2 separate regions of the Homo sapiens genome follow, and region 1 is linked to region 2. A link is an interaction called in ENCODE POLR2A ChIA-PET data of the cell type or tissue named here. Cell type or tissue: Panc1. All regions are shown on one strand. Links, peaks and the distances in the headings refer to the core of each region. The heading gives the core; the rest is flanking DNA.

Evidence for each region. Peaks named below come from ENCODE experiments on the same cell type or tissue, not always from the same donor. Only the 100,000 strongest peaks of a DNase experiment are listed, where the experiment ranks them.
Region 1: POLR2A ChIA-PET joins it to region 2 with 8 read pairs; 3 of 35 experiments call an interaction of 5 or more read pairs at or near these places.

The regions. Positions count from the first base shown.
Region 1 is chr16:77,563,836-77,566,761 of GRCh38, forward strand. No RefSeq gene overlaps it. Among named protein-coding and RNA genes, the nearest start is that of LINC02131, 26 kb to the right of the region's middle. In Panc1, for the core only: no CTCF peak of the experiment used is centred there; no DNase peak of the experiment used is centred there; H3K27ac peaks cover 1,560 bases.
Region 2 is chr16:77,357,710-77,360,635 of GRCh38, forward strand. It overlaps ADAMTS18 (ADAM metallopeptidase with thrombospondin type 1 motif 18), which reads right to left. Exons shown (of 23, transcript NM_199355.4): 8 at 1,609-1,714. Among named protein-coding and RNA genes, the nearest start is that of ADAMTS18, 76 kb to the right of the region's middle. In Panc1, for the core only: no CTCF peak of the experiment used is centred there; a DNase peak (open chromatin) is centred at 1,552; H3K27ac peaks cover 2,444 bases.

The DNA.
Region 1 (2,926 bases), core at 174-2,673, 210 kb after region 2:
TGGGAAACAGCATCAGATCCTATTGAGCATGACACTTTAACGGAACAAAGAAGAACTTGGACAGGCTGAAGAGGAAGCTGTGCATTAGTAAGGAAGGACAGCAATAGCAAGACCTGGCATTTATTGAGCACTTACTGTTTGCCAGTCACTATTTCTAGAACTGTGCATGTATTAACATCCCACAGCAACTCAATGGAAAGTAAACAACTCAAGATCCAACAGCTAGCTATATAGAGGCAGAGCTATGATTCCAACTCATTTCTTCCGTGGTTAAAACCCATGATGTTTCTGGCCAGGTGTGGTGGTTCATGCCTGTAATCCTAGCAGTTTGGTGACTGAGGTGGGCAGATTACCTGAGGTCAGGAGTTTGAGACCAGCCTGGCCGAAGTGGGGAAACCCCATTTCTACTAAAAATAGAAAAAAAAATTAGTCGGGCATGGTAGCACACGCCTGAAATCCCAGCTACTTGGGAGGCTGAGGCAGGAGAATTGCTTGAACCCAGGAGGTGGAGGCTGCAGTGAACCGAGATTGCACCACTGTACTCCAGCCTGGGTGACAGAGCGAGATTCTGTCTCCAAAAAACAAACAAACAAACAAAAGAAAAACCATGTTTCTTCCATGTAAATTCCCATATAATAAACACATTGGGTCTCTCAAGCAGGGAGAGGAGAGCAAGGGTATTTAAAATCCCACTTCTAGTGAGAAATCAAAGACATGCCATCAACACAAGTACAATGCTATGGAAAAATTCTGAGCAGGAATCAGTAGGTATGATTGAAATTAATGCTTTTGGGATATTTCTCTGGTACCATGATGAAGGAAAGAAATAGACAGGAAGAGAATGGCAAGCTGGGGGTGGGGGAAATAATGAGCTTTTGAAGTGGTTCATAATGGAAAATAAAAGAAAAGCAATGGTTAAAGAGGAATTTGGAAGGAAAAAAAAAAAAAATAGCAAAACAGTCGAGTAATTCAGTTTGCTTTCCTGAAGAAACATCCTGGGAAGAGACGTGCTGGTAAATTTTTCATAACTGGCTCTAAATGGGAGACCTGCTCGGTAGGGTCATGGTGTAAATACTTTGCCTATGGCTGCTTGCCATGGTGTAAATATTCTCAGCATGACTGATTTCAAGTTAGTAACATGGCATCTTTGAGCTCAGAGCTGAGAAAAGAGTACAATGAATTCCTGAAAGCTAGTAGGAGCTGGTGCCAGGACACCAGTGGCCCTGAAACACAGAGGGCCCAAGTTGAAAGTTAAAATGTCCTGGGGACTGGAAATGCCCTGCTCAACCCTGATATGCAGCAATCTTTATCAGGTCCACAGGAAGTGATGGACGGAGCTAAGATAGAGGATGACTAATCCATGTGGCAGCTTCCACTTAATCAAGTGACTCCCGTGACTGGGCACTGTGCTGGGCAGTGCAGACACAAGTATAGTCTCATTTAATCCTCAAACCACTCTGGGAGGTAGGTATTAGCTTTTCAAAGATGAGAAAACAGAGGCTTTGAGAGGTTAGTTTATGTGCTCAAGATCCCACAGCAAGTAGGTAAAATGGAGAAGAGATTAAACATAGGCGTACCTAACACCAAAACGCTACACTCTACTTCTTCTCAGTGACTCTTCCCATCAAACAAGAGACAAGGGCTGTGAGAGCCAAGTGGGAGGAGAAAATCAAAGATTGCCTCCCACAATATAAACCAAACCCACATGTACCGTATATGCTGAAAATTCCTAATTCATGCCAAACAGCAATGCTAGAGACCCTATCTCCACCTCCACACCAGATTTTTAATGTGATTTTCTTACAAACTTTTCCCTAGATTCCTGAAGAAAATGATAAAGCAATGTGAAAATGAACTATATCTATTTTGCAATAAATTAGCAGCATTCTGTATCTGTACATTGGACACATATCTAAGACAGAAATACAACTCCTGGCCCAAGTTCCCCACTTCTCAATCCTGCACGACTTATCCCTTAGTCACTTAATATTGCCTACACTGAATGTTCCTGGACCTAACAGCCTGAGGAGAGAATAAGGTTTCATGTTTAATATGGATAGCACCATCATTCTCAGCCAGCACACAAGCCATGATAAGATGACATTTACAGTGATGATAAATTTGCAGAACCATCAAAAGACAGTGCCTTGTCCATGCCATTACTTCTTTTAGTAGTGAGGGAGAAAGCTATTTTCTGGTAAAGACCAACAGTTTCAGATTAACGTAGGCTAGGAGTTGAGATGTCTAATTTGGAAAGAGAAGAAAAGAACACCAAACTTACTATTGAAAAAATATTAATAGAAAGCCAAAATAAGGGGCAAACAGTTCAAAATCATAGGAACTCTTACAATTCAAACTGAGTCTTCCTTGGATAGTATGGAAGACACCAAGATACCCCGAAGCATCCCCAGCTCCTAGATTCATGCCTTGCTGTAGTTCCCTCCAACCATGAATAGGGCTGATCTGTGTGATCAATAGGACATTGCAGAAGTGACAGTATACACCTTCCAAGGTGAGGTCATACAAAGTGTCATAGCCTCTCTCCTGTCCTCTGTTAGGTCACTCCTTCTGGGGGGATGCAACTACCACTCCATGAAGAGACTCAAACCACCCAAGGGAAAGGTGCCCCTAGGGCAGGGAATCACAGTCTCTAGCCAACAGCCAGCACCAACTTACCAGACAAGAGTGAACCAATTTGGAAGCAGATCAACTAACCTCAGTCACACCCTTAGAGGACTGCAGCCCTGGCCGAGGTCTTGAATGCAATGTTATGAGATTCTAAGCTGCGTCCAAAGTCCTGACTCCCCCCCCAAAAAAGTGAGATAATAAATGTCTATCCTTTTTCATCTGCTAAGTTTCAGGGCGATTTGATACACCACAACCTAACTGACACAGATGGTGACTTACATTGGGTTCCCTTTAAACA
Region 2 (2,926 bases), core at 198-2,697:
AGCATTTTAGAAGATGATAACATATTTTCTTTAGCACATGCCAAATGCCATATAAATATCTCAGGAATTGTCTGTTTCAGAACTTCTTAAGTCCATGTTATTTAGAACTTAGGTATGTATTTTATTTTACCATCTGTCCTTCCCCCAACCTCTGACTTCTCTCCTGAATCCTACCTGAAGAATATGTTCTGCTTTTCCTTATCTAAAATGTTGGATTTTGATTTTGGATAATTTTAACACATATGCAAAGATAATGAAATTTTTCAATGACCAGTATTTTGAAAAGTGACACCTGTTCGGTTGGACTTCATGCTGGTAAAACAAACTTAGACATACATTTGATATGCACACATATTTTGTTTCCTGCTTTGTATGAGAAGCATTGTTCTTAGTGAGCATTTTCGCTTCTCCATTTACAATTTTAAAAATTGGCTTATTCATATCTAGGAAAGTGTGCATGTGTGTCTAAATGTGTGTGTGTGTGTATAATAATGTTGGAAATTTGTTGGATAACAATAACAACAATGATCAAGGTTTAAATTTCCTAAAGATAATAAATGTAGCTCATAGAAGATACTGGCACTGTCCGGGCGTGGTGGCTCACACCTGTAATCTCAGCACTTTGGGAAACCGAGGTCGGCAGATCACCTGTAGTCAGCATGACCAACATGGTGAAACCTCATCTGTACTAAAACTATAAAAATTAGCCAGGCATGGTAGTGGGCACTGGTAATCCCAGCTACTCAGGAGGCAGAGGCAGGAGAATCACTTGAACCCGGGAGGCGGAGGTTGCAGCGAGCCGAGATCGTGCCACTGCACTCCAGCCGGGGCGACAGACGGAGACTCTGTCTCAAAAAAAGAAAAAAGATAGCAGCACCAACATATAAAAATACCAACTATGGTTACTGAATGATGTTTGCTTTTAAGTCAAAAATTAACTAGATGCTTTGAAAATATATGAGTTATTTCCTGTATGTTGAATAAAATATACACACAAGTACACACACACAAACATCCTAAACTGGTATATCTGAAGAGTACTACACATTGAAATAATTATTTTGTAAAGTATTATACTTGTTCCAATGCAGCTGCTATTGCTCTAATGTTTGAAAATTCTCTATAGCGTTGTCTCCATCATAAAAGGAAGATTTAGTGACACCAATCAAAAGAATATTAAGTACATGCAATGTTGCCAACTAAAAGAATATTCAGTACATGCAGCAAAAGTTTTTTTAAAAAGCAGCATGCCATTATACTTTGGGAATTAATTTTTCTCCATGATTACTTCCTGTGCATAAAGAATCAGCTAGAAGTGTCTTCATTGCTGCAAAACATGAACAAAAATAAACAAATGCCTAGCAGCCCAGAGACCCCATCTGTGCACACGAAGGAGTACTGTGTGGCTATTAAGTGCTGCTGTTTAAAGAGAATGAAATCAACAACAGCTAGCCTTTAGTGAGCCCTTTGTATAGTCAGAAACTATTCTAAGCTTTACACAAGACTGATCCTCTTTGTTCTGCCTAAGTCAACAACAACGGTTAGAGGAACACCAATGAATCACCCAACTAGTTTTCACATAAAGTAGTGGTTCAAAGAGGCACTTACTTGTGCCCTGACTCATGAGCGATGGTGAAGGCAAGGCCAAGTCCTGTGTCCTCATTGATGGTACAACTTCGGTACTTAGAGCACATTCCACTGATGGGGGCAAACCCTATTGAAAGAGCAGTTTCAAATGTGAATCCAAAGGTTGCACACACAGATACATGATGATGATTTATGTCCTCAAAATGTTCTACACAGTTTTAGTTTAATAGATCAATGCATTCAGTGTTTTTGGAAAAAAAAAAAAAAAAAGATCTATAGTTCTTTGTCCTGTGTAATGATAATGTATAAATGCAACATTTCCTATTTTCTTGCTTTTGTTACATATTGTTATCAATTGATCCTTGTAAGAGCCCTGTAAGGTCAGTATGAGTACTGTAATTCCCATTTTACATTTAGTTTAGTAAGTCACAGAATATTTATATGCCTTGTCTGAGTTTATCATTCAGGTCAGAGCAACGGATAGAATGATAGCAAAACCAATGCAAAATGCTCACTGAACAGTGGCATTAACGTCACAGCTCAGGGTGTATTTTCCAAGGAAAAACACATATCCTGGTCTTTTACTAGAGCAGAAAACATGAAAATGTCTAAGCAACATGTGCAGATTAAATTCATTTTTCTCTGGTTCTTTATAATGTGGTAAGTGCTTCTGTTCCCAAAGTTACTTCCCTCTAAGAGCCATTATAAAAGCATCCCGGCCAGCCCTTAAGTCTATCTTCAAATACAATACAGTGTGTGCGAACATCTTTCTTTCCAGTTTTGGGTCCTAATAATCAGTAGAACAAATCTATGTACCCATCTAATATTAAATGCATGCTTGTGAATGGATTGTACCCACTTCATTGTCAAGACGGAAGTGAGATCAGCTGGGAAATCTAATACAAAGGCACAAATAAGGGGTGGGATCATTATCATTACTACCATCGTCATCGTCACTAAATAAATGGTTGCAAATTCACACACTGTGCTATATGTCTATTATATATCTGTGTGTGTATGTATTTATAGCTTAGGAAACCAAAGCTCAGAGAGGTGAATTAACTTGTTCAAGATCTCAGAGTCATAAATTCTACACTCAGGAATCAACCACAGACATATGGGAAGTCAAAGCCCATGCCCTTTGCATTAGGACACACTGCTTAAAGTAAGTGACCTTTTCCACAGTTGATAGAATTTCTGGTGTTTTGTTTTTTCCAAGCCTTTTAGTACATTTTGGTCTCTGGATAACAGATAACACTGTCTGCTTCTCAGAATCTCTCTTGAAAACAATGCACTGGATTATCATATGTCACTTTGCACATTCCAAATTCAGAATATG